Linked DNA regions of Homo sapiens: all the other regions are linked to region 2. Evidence: chromatin contacts called from ENCODE Hi-C or POLR2A ChIA-PET data. All regions are on one chromosome and are shown on one strand. The core of a region is the stretch at or near the end of the contact, and the rest is flanking DNA. Distances in the headings are between cores, read along the strand shown.

The links. Hi-C counts contacts between places; a loop is a spot of excess contacts on that map. ChIA-PET counts read pairs that join two places held with the same protein, here RNA polymerase II (POLR2A). Pooled maps may share reads with other maps.
Region 1: a map of OCI-LY7 shows a loop between it and region 2 (6-fold over the local background). The contact joins the promoter of CYFIP2 here to the enhancer-like site in region 2. A Hi-C loop is called at or near these places in 1 of 168 maps with a recorded cell type or tissue (OCI-LY7), 2 of 37 single-sample maps with no recorded cell type and 4 of 50 pooled maps.
Region 3: a pooled map shows a loop between it and region 2 (4-fold over the local background). The contact joins the promoter of THG1L here to the enhancer-like site in region 2. A Hi-C loop is called at or near these places in 2 of 50 pooled maps. POLR2A ChIA-PET finds 5 or more read pairs at or near these places in 2 of 52 experiments (Panc1 and naive thymus-derived CD8-positive, alpha-beta T cell).
Region 4: a map with no recorded cell type shows a loop between it and region 2 (5-fold over the local background). The contact joins two enhancer-like sites. A Hi-C loop is called at or near these places in 2 of 37 single-sample maps with no recorded cell type and 2 of 50 pooled maps.
Region 5: a map with no recorded cell type shows a loop between it and region 2 (4-fold over the local background). The contact joins the promoter of MIR3142HG here to the enhancer-like site in region 2. A Hi-C loop is called at or near these places in 5 of 37 single-sample maps with no recorded cell type and 2 of 50 pooled maps.

What each region holds. Positions count from the first base shown.
Region 1 is chr5:157,264,673-157,267,372 of GRCh38, reverse strand. CYFIP2 (cytoplasmic FMR1 interacting protein 2) reads right to left here and starts at 1,250. Exons shown (of 31, transcript NM_001037333.3): 1 at 1,178-1,250. RefSeq lists an enhancer at 34-143 and a silencer at 824-1,343.
Region 2 is chr5:158,952,648-158,955,347 of GRCh38, reverse strand. All of the region lies in intron 6 of EBF1 (EBF transcription factor 1), which reads left to right. Among named protein-coding and RNA genes, the nearest start is that of EBF1, 150 kb to the left of the region's middle. RefSeq lists an enhancer at 992-1,121. Within about 2 kb of position 1,272, at least 5 of the 41 ENCODE cell types and tissues checked have a DNase peak (open chromatin) inside an H3K27ac peak, as active enhancers do; they include OCI-LY7, where a contact is called at or near this core.
Region 3 is chr5:157,730,008-157,732,707 of GRCh38, reverse strand. THG1L (tRNA-histidine guanylyltransferase 1 like) reads right to left here and starts at 1,288. Exons shown (of 6, transcript NM_017872.5): 1 at 1,077-1,288. The coding sequence starts at 1,267. RefSeq lists enhancers at 1,012-1,371, 2,688-2,700.
Region 4 is chr5:157,595,338-157,598,164 of GRCh38, reverse strand. No RefSeq gene overlaps it. Among named protein-coding and RNA genes, the nearest start is that of ADAM19, 21 kb to the right of the region's middle. Within about 2 kb of position 1,549, at least 5 of the 41 ENCODE cell types and tissues checked have a DNase peak (open chromatin) inside an H3K27ac peak, as active enhancers do.
Region 5 is chr5:160,466,886-160,469,585 of GRCh38, reverse strand. MIR3142HG (MIR3142 host gene) reads right to left here and starts at 1,335. Exons shown (of 2, transcript NR_132748.1): 1 at 1,146-1,335. RefSeq lists enhancers at 1,231-1,390, 1,421-1,650, 1,118-1,754, 1,755-2,391.

The DNA of each region.
Region 1 (2,700 bases), core at 1-2,500, 1.7 Mb after region 2:
CCTAACTGGGACACAGACAGGAGGCAGGAAATGGGAACACAGGAACCGACAGTCTCCTGATTTGCCCCTCCTGCCAGCAGGCCTGCCTCCGTCTCCCTGCCCATGCTGAGGGCACAGGCACCCAGGAACTAGCAGAAAAAGATCCTTGTCCCATTCTTGGCCTAGCTGGAAGGACAGCTGATGGCTCATCAGCCCTGGTGAGTGTTTCCACTGTGCTGGGGAAAGTAGGCAAGCAAAGGTCAAAATCAGATTCCCTGTGCTGGGGAGGCACCTGGGCTGTCAGTGTCCTTTCCAGCCGGGTTCTGGATATAGAGGGCCATACTTATGTGGAACATGCTACCTGCCCCCATCCCCAAGCAGAGAGCACCTCCTCCTCTTCTTTTGCACATAGGTGGGCTGTTCTTTGGGGTGAGGGGTAGGGCTGACCTGAAAAGTAGACGCCACAACAGACAGGCAAGCATCTTCCTGGTTCTTCAGAGCTCAAGAAAAAAACCACCTTTTCCCCCAGGAGTCAGCCCACTCATCCCCTTCCCCCACTTCCACCGTGCCCGCAGCCAGCTTGGTGAGCGATGCTAGTGTAGGCCAGAAAGCTTCCAAGCGGGTCAGACCTGCTCCTCTCTCATCAAAGCCCTCCGCCCCCAAACATCGACGCTGCGCCCCTCGCCCCACCCATCACACGTTCTGTGTGCCCGAGGCGGCTGCCAGGCGGGCCCAGGCGGCTCTCGCTGGCCCTGGGGGAGGTGACGGTGGTCACGGCGGCAGAGGCAGGGGCCAGCGCTCTGCAGTACCTGGACTCGAGGATGTCGCCGCTGCCGGGCTCGCGGCCGCTGCAGGTGTCTCCGGTCCCTGAGATTAGCACCGCCTCCTCCCGGGCTGGCGGCTCCGGCCCAGGCCGCGCACCTGCTGCTGCGGCTCCCCCGCCGCCGCGCCGGAGCTCCGCGATGTGCCCGCGCCTCCCGGGCAGAGGGTCCGTGCCGCGGGACGCACGGTGGGTCCGAGGGGGAAAGGGGCCGCGTGGGGCCTGAGGCCGGGCCTCGGGCTAGCCCGGGCACAGCGCCGAGCGCCCCCCGCGGGCCGGGAGAGGGGGCGGCCCTTCGCGCATCCTCACGGCCTCATCCCCGTCCCCGGCGGCATCCTAGTCCCCGTGCCCGGCCCGAGGCCTGCGAGGGCCGCTTACCTGGCTCTGCGGCGGGTCCAGGGGAGGGGCCTGAGGCTACCGCAGGGCCCCGCGCCGGGGCGCAGGATGCTCTGCCCCGCTCCGCTGCGCCGCGCTCGGCCCCGCCCCGGCCCCGCTGCTCCGCCCGCCGCGGCTCCGCCCCCACCCAGCGCCCGCCCCTTCGCCGCAGCGGCTGTCACACAAAGGGCAGGAAATGGCTGCGGCGAGGGTCTCTCCACGCTCTCCGCTGTACCGCCGGCGCACCCAGGACCTGCCTCTCGGTTTCGGAGGACCGCTCAGCCCCCAGGCTTCCTGCCCTGGGGGCGGGAAAGGGAGGGAAGGCTTCTTCCACGGCCTCCATCACCGGGAACCACACCTGCAGCAACCCGAGGACGAGAGCTTCGGCCGCGTTCGGATCTTATTGGCCCCACATGATTTCCAAGTGCTCTTTTATCAACCCAGTCTTTATTGATTACCTATCCTGTTCCAAGTACCGTGCCAGGACTTGGGTGTGCACTGGTGTACAAAAGACAGGGTCCTGCCCCCTTGGAGTTTTATCACCTGCCAGGAGAAACAGGTGTAAATTAACCTAGCAAACGTCCAGTTACAGCCCAAAGTGCTCTGAGGAGAAGGAGCAGGGTGAAGTGACAGAAGATGCAACTGGGGCTAGGGGAAGGGGCCTTCCACCAATTGAGCTTGGTCGCTGATAGGGCTCCTTCGCTTAAGAATAAGTTCTTCCGCTCCCTTCCAGTTCCCTGGAGAAGAGTCCCTGAAGCTGCCACCTCTTTTACAGGGGCCTGCCTCAACTTCATTCTGGAAGAATTGCCTAACGGACAAATAGGTGGCAGGAAGCACTGAGAGGACAGGTACCTTTCTCTTCAAGGCTTATCTGCCGTGTCGGGCTCTTTAAAGAAGCAATTATCTGCCCAGCGGTGGCTCACACCTGTAATACCAAAACTTTGGGAGGCCGAGGAGAGAGGATTGCTTGAGCTCAGGAATTGGAGACCATCCTGGGCAACTCAACGAAACTTCATCTCTACTAAAAATTAAAAAAAAAAAAAAATAGATGGGTGTGGTGGCATCCACCTTTTGTCCCAGCTACTCAGGAGGCTGAGGTGGGAGGATTGCTTGAGCCTGGGAGATTGAGGCTACAGTGAGCTATGATCCTGCCGCCGCACTCCAGACTGGGTGACAGAGTGAGACTCTGTCTCAAAAAAAAAAAAAAAAGAATGAAAGAGAGAGACGGGGGGAGAGAGAGAGAGAGAAAGGAAGAAAGAAAAAGAAAGAGAGAGAAAGAAGAGAAGGAAAGAAAGAAGAGAAAGAAAGAGAGAAAAGAAAAAGAGAAAGAAACAATTCTCATTGAAATCCAGCCTGGTAGGCCTTCAGACCAGGCTGAAGTCAGGCTGCACCAAATTCTAACCTTGAGACACCTGAGCAGGTCACTTCACCACTCTGCTCCACAGAGGTCACCGTATCTGCAACACAGGGAATAACAGTTGCCCTTTATACCTTACAGGGTAAATAATTTGAAAACATTTGAGACA
Region 2 (2,700 bases), core at 23-2,522:
TTCTCTCTCTCTCTCTTTTTTTTTTAGATGGAGTTTCGCTCTTGTTGCCCATTCTGGAGTGCAGTGGTGCAATCTCGGCTCACTACAACCCCTGCCTCCCGGATTCAAGCGATTCTCTTGCCTCAGACTCCCAAGTAGCTGGGATTACAGGTGCCCGCCACCACTCCCGGCTGATTTTTGTATTTTTAGTAGAGATGGGGTTTCACCATGTTGGCCAGGCTGGTCTTGAACTCCTGACCTCGTGATCCGCCCTCCTCGGCCTCCCAAAGTGCTGGGATTACAGGCGTGAGCCACTGCGCCCGGCCCAATTACTTCTCTGTAATTTTTTTCCCCTGAGGATTGGTGGGGAAAAAAAATGCTTGGCACATAACACTCCATGTTAAGTTTCAGGATTATTTCTTCTTTTTACATTATTTTAGTTTTTTGTTCATATGTACTCAGGGCTCACACTTTGCTTGGCTCCGTAAGTCCTAGAGAAAAATGGTATGAGAAATGAATTCACATGAAGCATTAGTGCCTTAGTCTCTTACTGTTTTTACCTTTCCCGTGAATATTTGTGCTTACAAAATGGTGTCCAGAAAGGCAGTGCCTCAGCGAGATAAATATGTTTCTAATCTTAGCATCTTGGGCAGAGTGAGGCTGGCATCTGAGGTCAGGGAGGCCACAGGGCCACGCTACTGACCGCATTGGTAACAGACTCCATTAGGTTGACAGAAAGGTTAAGGTTCCTGGAATCTGTCTCTAAATTCTCCGTACCCCCTCATTAGGTTAGAAGCCAATGCCAATACAAGTAACCAATACCAAACCCTCTCTTGCTTACAGAGGCATTATTAAGTTGGGGGCACCCTAAGAACAATTCATTGCAAATAATTGTTGGCACATTTATTCTCATGGCACAACTTTCAAAAGCAAATTAATTATAAACTGGTTGCAATTTAATTCAGTTTGTCTGGATTATGTGTTTGCAAGGCCTAGAGTACATTTGGCACCGTTGCTGGCACATTTGGATTTTAATGTCTTTGACAAGCCACAGCTTCCTTGGCCTGGGTAAACGGCCTACTGCCATACTGTCATTTAACTAGATTGCGTCAGAGTGACTCTTTAGCTTCGCGGTGGGTCTTCAGTTTACAACCTCCACGCCACCCCATCAGCCGCACGGGCATAGATCTCAACATGTATCAGGAAACTGGAAGAAAGCTGTGAACAGAATACTCTGAGAAAATGATGGTTAATCGTGTAGAAAAGTTTAACTATTTGCATCAGCACAATATTACACAGGCACATACGACTTTCAGTTCCCTAAACCTGAGAAAAGGTTTAACAACATTGTGTGAAATCTGACATCTTGCTATTCATATAAATGTGAAAGGCAGATTGGGAAAAATACAGTAAAATCCCCGCTTTTGTGCAGAGAATGGTGCATATTTTTCCCCTAATTATGGAAGGTAGCCTTTTATTTCTTCTGAATTCATTCATTTCTGAGCCTGTGTTTTCAGCTTGCTTATGAAACTCAATTATAAAACCAGGGTTAAAAATTAAGTCAAGTCACAGGCTATACTCCTCTTTGATTCTGGGGCTCCTGAGAACTTCCAGCCCTCTGCCACTGGCTTGAAAAATCTCTACCCTTACAAATCTCTCAAGCTTTCATGCACCTCTCCTACACAGCAGATTAATTAAGGAAAAAGATGGAAAACTCCTGGCACCATTTTATCTTTCCAAACTGTGATTTGCCTCTTCCCCCTAAATCTTCCCTTCCCTCTCTTCTGCTCCTTTCTCAAAAAGAAAGTGTATGATTGTCAACTTTCTGAGTTCAAGACAGTGGAGGATTAAACTGGCCTTACTGAGATTTGAACTTGTGACTCAAGTCATTGGATTTTGTGAAAGAGGCCCAAACTCTCCGGACTGGACAGGTTACAGCTCCGGTTTCTGTCCCTCTGCTGCCTTTTCCTGGGTAGCATGATGATCTCTGGCATTTATCTATCTATGAGGCTTGCAAAATCGCGGCCTGTCATAATGGTAAATAAAATGTGTTAAAGTTAATATGAAGAAGAAAGGAGCAATTACAACTGCTTAAAACAGTCTTCAAATATACTTAAGCAGAGGTTTGCCACGTAAACACACAATTAAAGCAGGAATTTGTGATGGATGCAAGGGTTTGACGGTCCCAGACATACTGTTTACTGGTGTAGTTAGCAGATGGATAAGTCAACTGATCCCAGATGTGCAGCTTATAAATATAAACTCATGTCTTACTAGTGATGTATGTCTGCAAGTAGCAACAAATTACTTTCTATTTAACTCTTGACTGTTTACTAGGGGGAGCTTTGTAATGCTCACTTGCTTAAAAAAAAAAAAGGATTTTTAAACAAGTTTCCTCTTTTAAAAGTGGTAACCAAATATCTAAAAAAAAGGTACTTTGGTGCAGAAGTTGTTTTAAAGGACAGGTTTAAATAGGCTTACTTTTTTCTTTTAAGTTCAGATACCTAAGCCTTATGTCCCTAGCCGCAGTTTTCAGATATTTGCAGCTAATTAATTCTTAGGAAATCTAATCTGAATTGAATTAATTTTCCCTTTTAGGGCACACGAAGCAACTTTTAGGTAAGAAAAAAAATGAAAACAGCTTTTGTTGCACATAATTCTTGCAACTAATGAAAAGTAATATTGCTGTTCCCTTCAAATAATGCAATAACAAAACACCAA
Region 3 (2,700 bases), core at 39-2,538, 1.2 Mb after region 2:
AGTTTTTTTCCTGCCCTGAAATTGAGAAAGCCAGACAGAAATGCTAAGCCTCAACTCTCCTTTCTGTGAAATGGGAATAAAAGAATATTTACCTCATTGGGTTGTCCTGAAGATTAGGGAGAAGATAAAAGTAATCATACCTAGCTCCTAGTAAGTGCTCAATAAATGTTAGTTATAATAATCATTAACAATGCAGCCCTCTTCAAAGATTAAATTCCCATCTTTCTGTTATATTTCTTTCTCCCCCTCCCTCTTTTTCTGAGACAGGGTCTTGCTCTGTCACCCAAGCTGGAGTGCAGTGTCCAATCACCGCTCACTGCAGCCTTGACCTCCCAGGCTCAAGCGATCCTTCCACCTCAGCCTTCCCAGTAGCTGGAACTACATGTGTGCACCACTGCGCCGGGCAAATTAAATTTTTTCTTTTTCTTTCTTTCTCTCTTCCTTCTTTCTCTCTCTCTCTCTCTTTTTTTTTTTTTTTTTTTTTTTTTTTTTGTAGTGGCGGAGTTTCACAAACAACAACCACAGAAAAAACAAAACAAAAACAAAAACTTGGTCTCCAACTCCTGGCCTTAAGTGATCCTCCTGCCTCCCGCGCCCAGCCTTCTCTTTTTTTCTGACTCTCTGTTGAATCTAGTCCATGTGGCCTGTTACTGATAATGAAGCACAGACGTTAAGTATTGCCCACAAGCAAGGCTTACACAGACTTCTGAACAGTCAGCATTCAAAGATATCTAACAGAATAGCTAGGCAATTGGCTTAAGAGCTTAAATATTGTGCATGAGAGTGACTTTTAACAACAGGTCCTTGCTAACAAGTCTCTGTTCACTTAACACGGGCACTCCAAGCCAGATCCTCATCACGGGAGCACATCGCCCATTCAATTACGCTAACAGCCAGCGTTCAGGCACTGTCCTAGCCAACACGCAGGGCGGGGCAATGCTCCATGCTGCGCACTCATTGGCTACCGCGTTACCCTGGTAACCGTGACTGGAGCGGGCGGGAGGACTTGCAAGGGAAGAAGCTGGATTCCCCGGAAGCGCTGGCGCATCGCGACGCCCCGAGTCGAGCTCGCTCACCGATGGAAATTCCGGCCGTCCAGCCGCACTACCACCCAGCAGTGTGCCAGGCAGGTGTCGTCAGCCTCGAAGTCCCTCACGTACTCGAACTTGCTTTTTGCCATGGTCGCCCCCAATCTCAGGTACCGTCTCAGAGTGATGGAAATGGTGGCCAAGGAATCGTGAACCTTAACTTTACAGGCGCCCCACATTCTACACGCGGAAAGGAAAGGGCCAGATAGCCCCGCCCCGGAAGTGTTCTCTTCGCGGCTACTCTAGCCGTAGGGCAGTCATAGTCTCTCTCGCCTCTCCCTGTAGTTCTTAACCTCCCAGGCAAAGAGGATGGAGGTTTAGGTTCCTCCGTTAGCACCTTCCACGCTTGCTTCTTCCTCCTCCCGTCCTGCGGCAAATCAGTCTCACGAGGTTTTTAAAAATTATTTTTTATCTGCTGGTCTTGACTTACTGGCAAAAGCAATCAGTGTCCCCGTTAGTGCCCAGATCAAAATCATACCCCAACCTAAAAAAAAAAAAAAAAAAAAAAATTCTTTTTCTGGTGTTTGAAGGTGTAGCTGTGATGTTTCCCCTTTTCTTAGTGGCATTTATTAACTTGTAGAAAATCTGGAATACACCAAAACTATAGTTAAGAAAATTAACACTTTGTTTCTCCGTCTTTCCCATCAAAGCATTGTGGATGGTTCCTTTCAGTCTTTTTTCTTTTTGTGTATGTAGGTTTACACAGGGAATGCACAAGATTGGAATTATTCGCCTATACAATGTTTATATATTTTTCCACTCAGCTTGAGCATTTGCCAGTATCATCAATTATTCCAAAGTGTGATTTTTAAAAGAAAAATGGACTCAATATTCCAACATATGGGTATACTAAATTGATTTATTCAACTTTTTCACCATTAAATAATCACAGAACCAGTGTTTGATATCTTGTTGCTGGTGGATAATAGTAAAAATAAAATCCTAATATTTGTGTCATACTTTGTGATTTACAAAGCTCTTTCAAATTCATTACCTACTTACTTACTTTTTTTTTTTTTCCATCCTCAAGAAAGATATTCAGGCCAGGCACGGTGGCTGACGCCTGTAATCCCAGCACTTTGGGAGGCAGAGGCAGGAGGATTGCTTGAGTTCAGGAGATTCATACCAGCCTTGGCAACGTAGCAAGACCCCTGTTCCTACAAAAAAGAAAAAAAATTATCCAGGCTTAGTAGCCCATGCCCGTAGTCCTAGCTATGGGAGGATGAGGTGGGAAGATACTTGAGGCCAGGAGTTCGAGACTGCAGTGACCCATCATTAGCCACTGCACTCCAGCCTTGGTGACAGAGCAAGAATCTGTCTCTAAAGAAAAAGAAAAATATTCAAACAATATAAATCCTTTTATATGTAGCAAAAAGTCTCTCACTGACTCCTAACAACATACTTTAGGCAGTTACTGTTACCAGTTTTTTGTGTATCCATACAGGGATCTATATCAGTATGTGTGTATATCCTCATAATAGTACCACAAATGGTAGTCATCACTCCTTTGATGCTCAGAGTAACATCAGAGGGATGCAAAAGAGGAACTGGGATTTCACCTTTACAAAGGGGAAATCTGAGACTCAAAGAGAAAAAAATAATTTACATAAGG
Region 4 (2,827 bases), core at 300-2,799, 1.4 Mb after region 2:
TGGAGTGCAGGGCATGTTCTCTTTTCTTTTTCGATAATGTGGGTGTGTTCAGGCCGTGAAAATAGTTGAACTGTTTACTGTGATATGTACATCCTTTTTTTTTTTTTTGAGACGGAGTCTTGCTCTGTCACCCAGGCCGGAGGGCAGTGACACGATCTCGGCTCACTGCAACCTCCGCCTCCTGGGTTCAAGTAATTTTCCTGTCTCAGCCTCCTGAGTAGCTGGGATTACAGGTATGCACCACCACATCCGGCTAATTTTTGTATTTTTAGTACAGATGGGGTTTCGGCATGTTGGCCAGGCTGGTCTCTAACTCCTGACCTCAGGTGATCCGCCTGCCTCGGCCTCCCAAAATGCTGGGATTACAGGCGTGAGCCACCGTACCCGGTCTATGTGCACTCTTTTAGTATGTTTGTGGCACTTCAATTAGAGTTAAAAAAATAAATAACGCTTCAATGAACATCCTGATAGCTATGTTTTTGCAGAAATTCCTGTTATTTTCTTTTGACTGAATTTCTAGAAGTGGAATTGCTGAATAACATGGTTCAAACATTTGTATAGCTTTCAATGTCTCTTATCAACTCTCCAGGGGCTGCTTTTATCTCCTTGTACTTAGCACTTGACACCGTCTAACAGATGTTTGTTGAATGGGTGAATGAATGAAGGCCTTCTTTCAGGTCCTGGAATGAATAGAGGCCTTTCAAGCCTGAGAATGGTGGCTGTCTCTGCCACCTGAAACTTTCTTCCCTCTGTTCTTCATACCAACCACAAACTCTCAGCTCAAAAAACAACTCAAGAGAGCCTTACCCCACCATGCTGTCTAAAGTAGTCCTCCTTTCTCATTCTCTCTTTTAGCATCAATTGTTTACAAATATCAATGTGTAATTATTATATTTTATGTATATGTGTATTTGCTCACTTGCTTACTGTCATCTTTCCCACTAGATGCTAAGTACCGTGAAGATAGGAATGACATGTGTCTTTGTCCACTCTTATAATCCCAGCAGCTAGCACAGTGCCTAGAATGGAGGAGGCCTTTGCATGATTGAGATATTTTCAGTCACAAGTGACAGACCTCTAACTCAGACTAGCTTGAGCAAAAAAGAAAATTATTGGCTCATGTAGTTGAAAAGTTGAGGCGGCTGACTTCAGGCATGGCTAAATCCACAGGTTCAAATAATAATACTAGGACCTTGTCTCTCTCTTTCTCCATACCTCTTACCACTGTTTGACTTCATTTTTTAGACAGGTTCTTTCCTGACATGGCAGCAAGAAGACAACTCATAGCTCCAAACTTATATTGCTTACCATCTCAGACGAGAAGAAAGCAAATTTTTGATAGAGCTGTCAAGAGTCTTGGGGAAGATGCCCATTGGTCCAGCTTAGGGCCATATACCCATCACTGAGCCAAGCACAGTGGGTTTAATGATGCAGTTCTACACCCAGGCGTTGTGTTCTTGACTATTCCTGAGCAGTGGTTGGGGAGGAGAGGAAGATCCACCCACTCAGACCACAAGAGCAGATGTGAGCAAGGGCTGACTTATTTGCCTAATTCTCACTTCAACTTACCACTCAACCAGCTGCAGGAACTCGACTTTCTGAGTGTGTGCAGCCATTAACCTAAAACTAGGCAGTCGAGACCTACAGGTCTTCGAGCTGTTCTCTGGCTAAGTGGAGCCAGCTGAAATTAAGTGCTTTATTGATTGCCATTTTAAACAATAATTTCAACTTTCATTTTAGATTCAGGGGTACATGTGCAGGTTTGTTACATGGGTATATTGCATGATGCTGAGGTTTGGGATGTGAATGATCCCATTACCCGGGTAGTAAGCATGGTATCCAATAGCTTTTTTTTCAACCCTTGCCCCACCGCTTCCCCCTCTAGTAGTCCCCGTTGTCTATTGTTTCCATATTTATGTCCATATGCACTCAATGTTTAGCTCCCACTTATTTATGAGAACATGCAGTATTTGGTTTTCTGTTCCTGTGTTAATTTGCTTAGGATAATGGCCTCCAGCTGCATCCATGTTGCTGCAAAGAACATTATTTCATTCTTTTTTATAGCTGCATAGTATTTCATGGTGTATATGGACCACATTATCTTTATCCAATTTACCACTGGTGGGCACCTAGGTTAGTTGATTCCATGTCTTTGCTATTGTGAATAGCACCGCAATGAACATGTGAGTGTATGTGTCTTTTTGGTAGAATGATTTATTTTCTTTTGGATATATACCCAGTAATGGAATTGCTGGGTTGATGGTAGTTCTATTTAAGTCCTTTGAGAAATCTCCAAACTGCTTTCCACGGTGGCTGAGCTAATTTACATTCCCACCAGCAATGTATAAGCATTCCGTTTTCTCCACAGCCTTGCCAGCATCTGTTGTTTTCTGACTTTTTAATAATAGCCATTCTGACTAGAGTGTGGTATCTCATCGTAGTTTTGATTTGCATTTCTCTGATGATTAGGGATGTTGAGCTGATTGCCATTTTCAATTGGGTAGTATATTGCTGGGTTTTTCCTGAATGCTTTTGCCTCTGCAGTTTATTTAGGGGTTTAGGTGGAGATCTGTCCTTTGTAACAAACATAGGGGTGGAGTTCATATATAAGATTTTTTCCTTTCACAATCCTTATTCTAAATGGGTCTGTTTATACAAGTTTCTTGATCTGTTTAAAGATCACACCCCCACTCTTCCCGTTTTATCCACATCCTTCTCCTGCTTCAACCAGATCAACCCAAAGTTGACTGAGCTAAGTGAAAAACAGGAATTTTCATATTGGTATGCAGGGGTATATCAGATACATAAACTTGCTGGCAGCCTTAGT
Region 5 (2,700 bases), core at 86-2,585, 1.5 Mb before region 2:
AAACAACAAATAAAGAGAAGCCAGTTCTGTCCAAAAACCCATTGTTAATAACGGGGATAAAGTGTCAGTAAAGCGCTACACTCAGAAGGGTTTGGGGCAAAATCAAAGCAGAACCAGGGCACACAAATAAAATAAAGGACACTGCACTTTGGGAGGCCGAAGCGGGCGGATCACCTGAGGTCAGGAGTTCAAGACCAGCCTGGCCAACGTGGCGAAACCCTGTCTCTACTAAAAATACAAAAATTAGCCAGGCATTGTGGCGCGCATCTGTAATCCCAGCTACTCTCGAGGCTGAGGCACAAGAATTGCTTGGACCCAGGAGGCGGAGGTTGCAGTGAGCCGAGATCTTACCACTGCCCTCCAGCCCGGGCGACAGGCCGGGAGCAAGACTCCATCTCAAAAAGAAAAAGAAAAAAAAGAAAGAAAGGACACTGAATGTGAAGGTCTCAAATGACAAGAAAATACCGTAATACAATAATTAAACCCATTGAGGCATCAAGAAAGAAAAGTGACACTGTTTGCCAATTAGTATACAAGTCAGGTTCAGTATGTAAAAGATTCTTTTTAAAAAAATAGAAAATTTAAAAAAAATTCTTACTATCCAAAGACAAGATTGAAATTGAGAATAGGAACACAATAAACAAAAAGTAATAGCCATAGTCTTCCAACCCTGAAACCTCCTAAGAGCACCATATTTACTGTCCAATATTTTCATGCTATTGTCACTGCAAGAAAGTTTATGACTTGCTAAATAGAGACCACAGTCTACAACTCCAGGTTTAAAGCATATTATTTTATCATCCATAGAGATTCTAAACCACTTCCTGACCCCACTCTATCCCCCCCCACCCTGAAAATAACAAAAGGTTAAAAATATGTCCCTTTTGAAAATGGAGCCACATCTTTACTAAAGCACTGGAAATATCTCCAAGTCACTGACATTTTTATATTTCTAGACCATGACAAAAGTCTCACCTACTTGATTCTAATGTCATTTCAATATGCCTTAAACATCTTGATTATATCTTTAATGTGCCATTTACTCTGCAATAATCCACTGTACAAAAGCCTGCTGCCTCTCAAACAGAAGATAAGTACATAATAAATCAGCTTGCAATGATTATTTTTTCCCAGCTCATACTCACAGCGAGCTCCTAAAATTTCATTTTATTTTATCATTTCCAATTCAGCCGCTGTTCTCCCCCTCCTCGTTGTGCTACTGTCTCCTGTCCATCCTGTCCACCCTTTGGCATGCCTTCCGGCCCAGGGTTTACCACTCCAATCGGCCCTGCTGGTGCCATCCAGGAAAGGAAGAGCGGTCAAGCGTCTTGGAGAAAGAGCATCTTTCTGGAGAGACTCTTATTTGCTGGGGTAGAGGAAGGCAGCTAAGGCCTATTTGCATATGCTTTTATTCCATTTCCACACCCTGCACGCTAACCCTCTCTGGAAAGTCCCTTCTAGATCCCTCCTCGGCACAGCGAGGGAGGAAGAGGCTGGGCCGGAATGGAAGGTTCCAGCCTGGCAGTGTCAGCTTCTCTCCGCGGAGCTGAGGGGGAAGCCTCCACCTTCCCCATCATGCGTGCAGGGTCTGGACCCCCGGGTCGGGGACCCTCTTGCAGCACGTGTCAGGAGCAGCCTGGTGCTTTGGCCTGCGCGCTCTAGAGCGTTCTGTGCAGGATGCGCCTGCTCCCCTGCAGCCTCCCCCGAGGAAGTTCTGGTCAGGCGCTGGGTCCCCAGGCTTCCTGTCTGTACTCTCCGCAGCCCCGCGGGGAAATCCCGAGAGCTTTATCGGCTGCCCAATGAGCCTGTTGGCTTTTCAAGTGCGCGCAGGCTGAGTTTCAGCCAAAACCTCAATTTAAACGTTAACCAAAAATAAATAAATAACATGTGTGCAGGCATTTAAAAAGAGAGACTGCCTTTGGGGAGAAGATCAGGCAGAAAGCTCCCTTGTTTCATTGCTGCAGATACACGAGGCCTGGATTTGCTCACCCTTTGAACAAAGGGATTCTTTGAACTGTAAACTGACCTGGCAGGCGGAACACTGAGAAATCTTCCTGAGCACCTTTCTCTGGAAATGTGAACATTCAAGGCAGTCTTGTGTGTCAGCTAAAGAGAACAGTCATAGCTAAATTTTAATGGGCACCTACTAGGCACCAGGCACTCTGCTAAATGTATCACGTGCATCATCTTCCCTAATCCCACAGCAATCATCCATAGCAGGTAGCCCGAATTATTATCTCCATTTTGTGATCCCCTTTTACTCATAAGGGAATTTTATCTTTGGTGAGGTTAGGGGGACTTGCCTAAGGTCACACAATTAGTAAGTGTTTCCATGGGTGCCCTTAGCTGCTCCTTTTCCCAAACTGGAAAGAACGTACAAGGCCTTTGGAATGTGCAACTGCAAATTCAAATTCCCAGTCGAGAAAATATAGCTTCCTTTCCTTGGTCACGTGCTCATGGACCGAAAAAGACCAGCTCAAAGGATTTTGCTTCCAGGCAGATGTAGTCACTTTCCTGACCTCCCCTGAAGGTTTTTGTTGCTTATCTTGCTGAGCTCCCAAAAGGTTTGTTTGAACGTCTACTATAGATAACGTTTTTAAAAGCAAATATTTATTGAGCAATTGTTATACACCAGACACTGTTCATAAAAACATGTTCTTATTTAATACTCCTAAGAACCCTAAAAAGCAGATACTATTC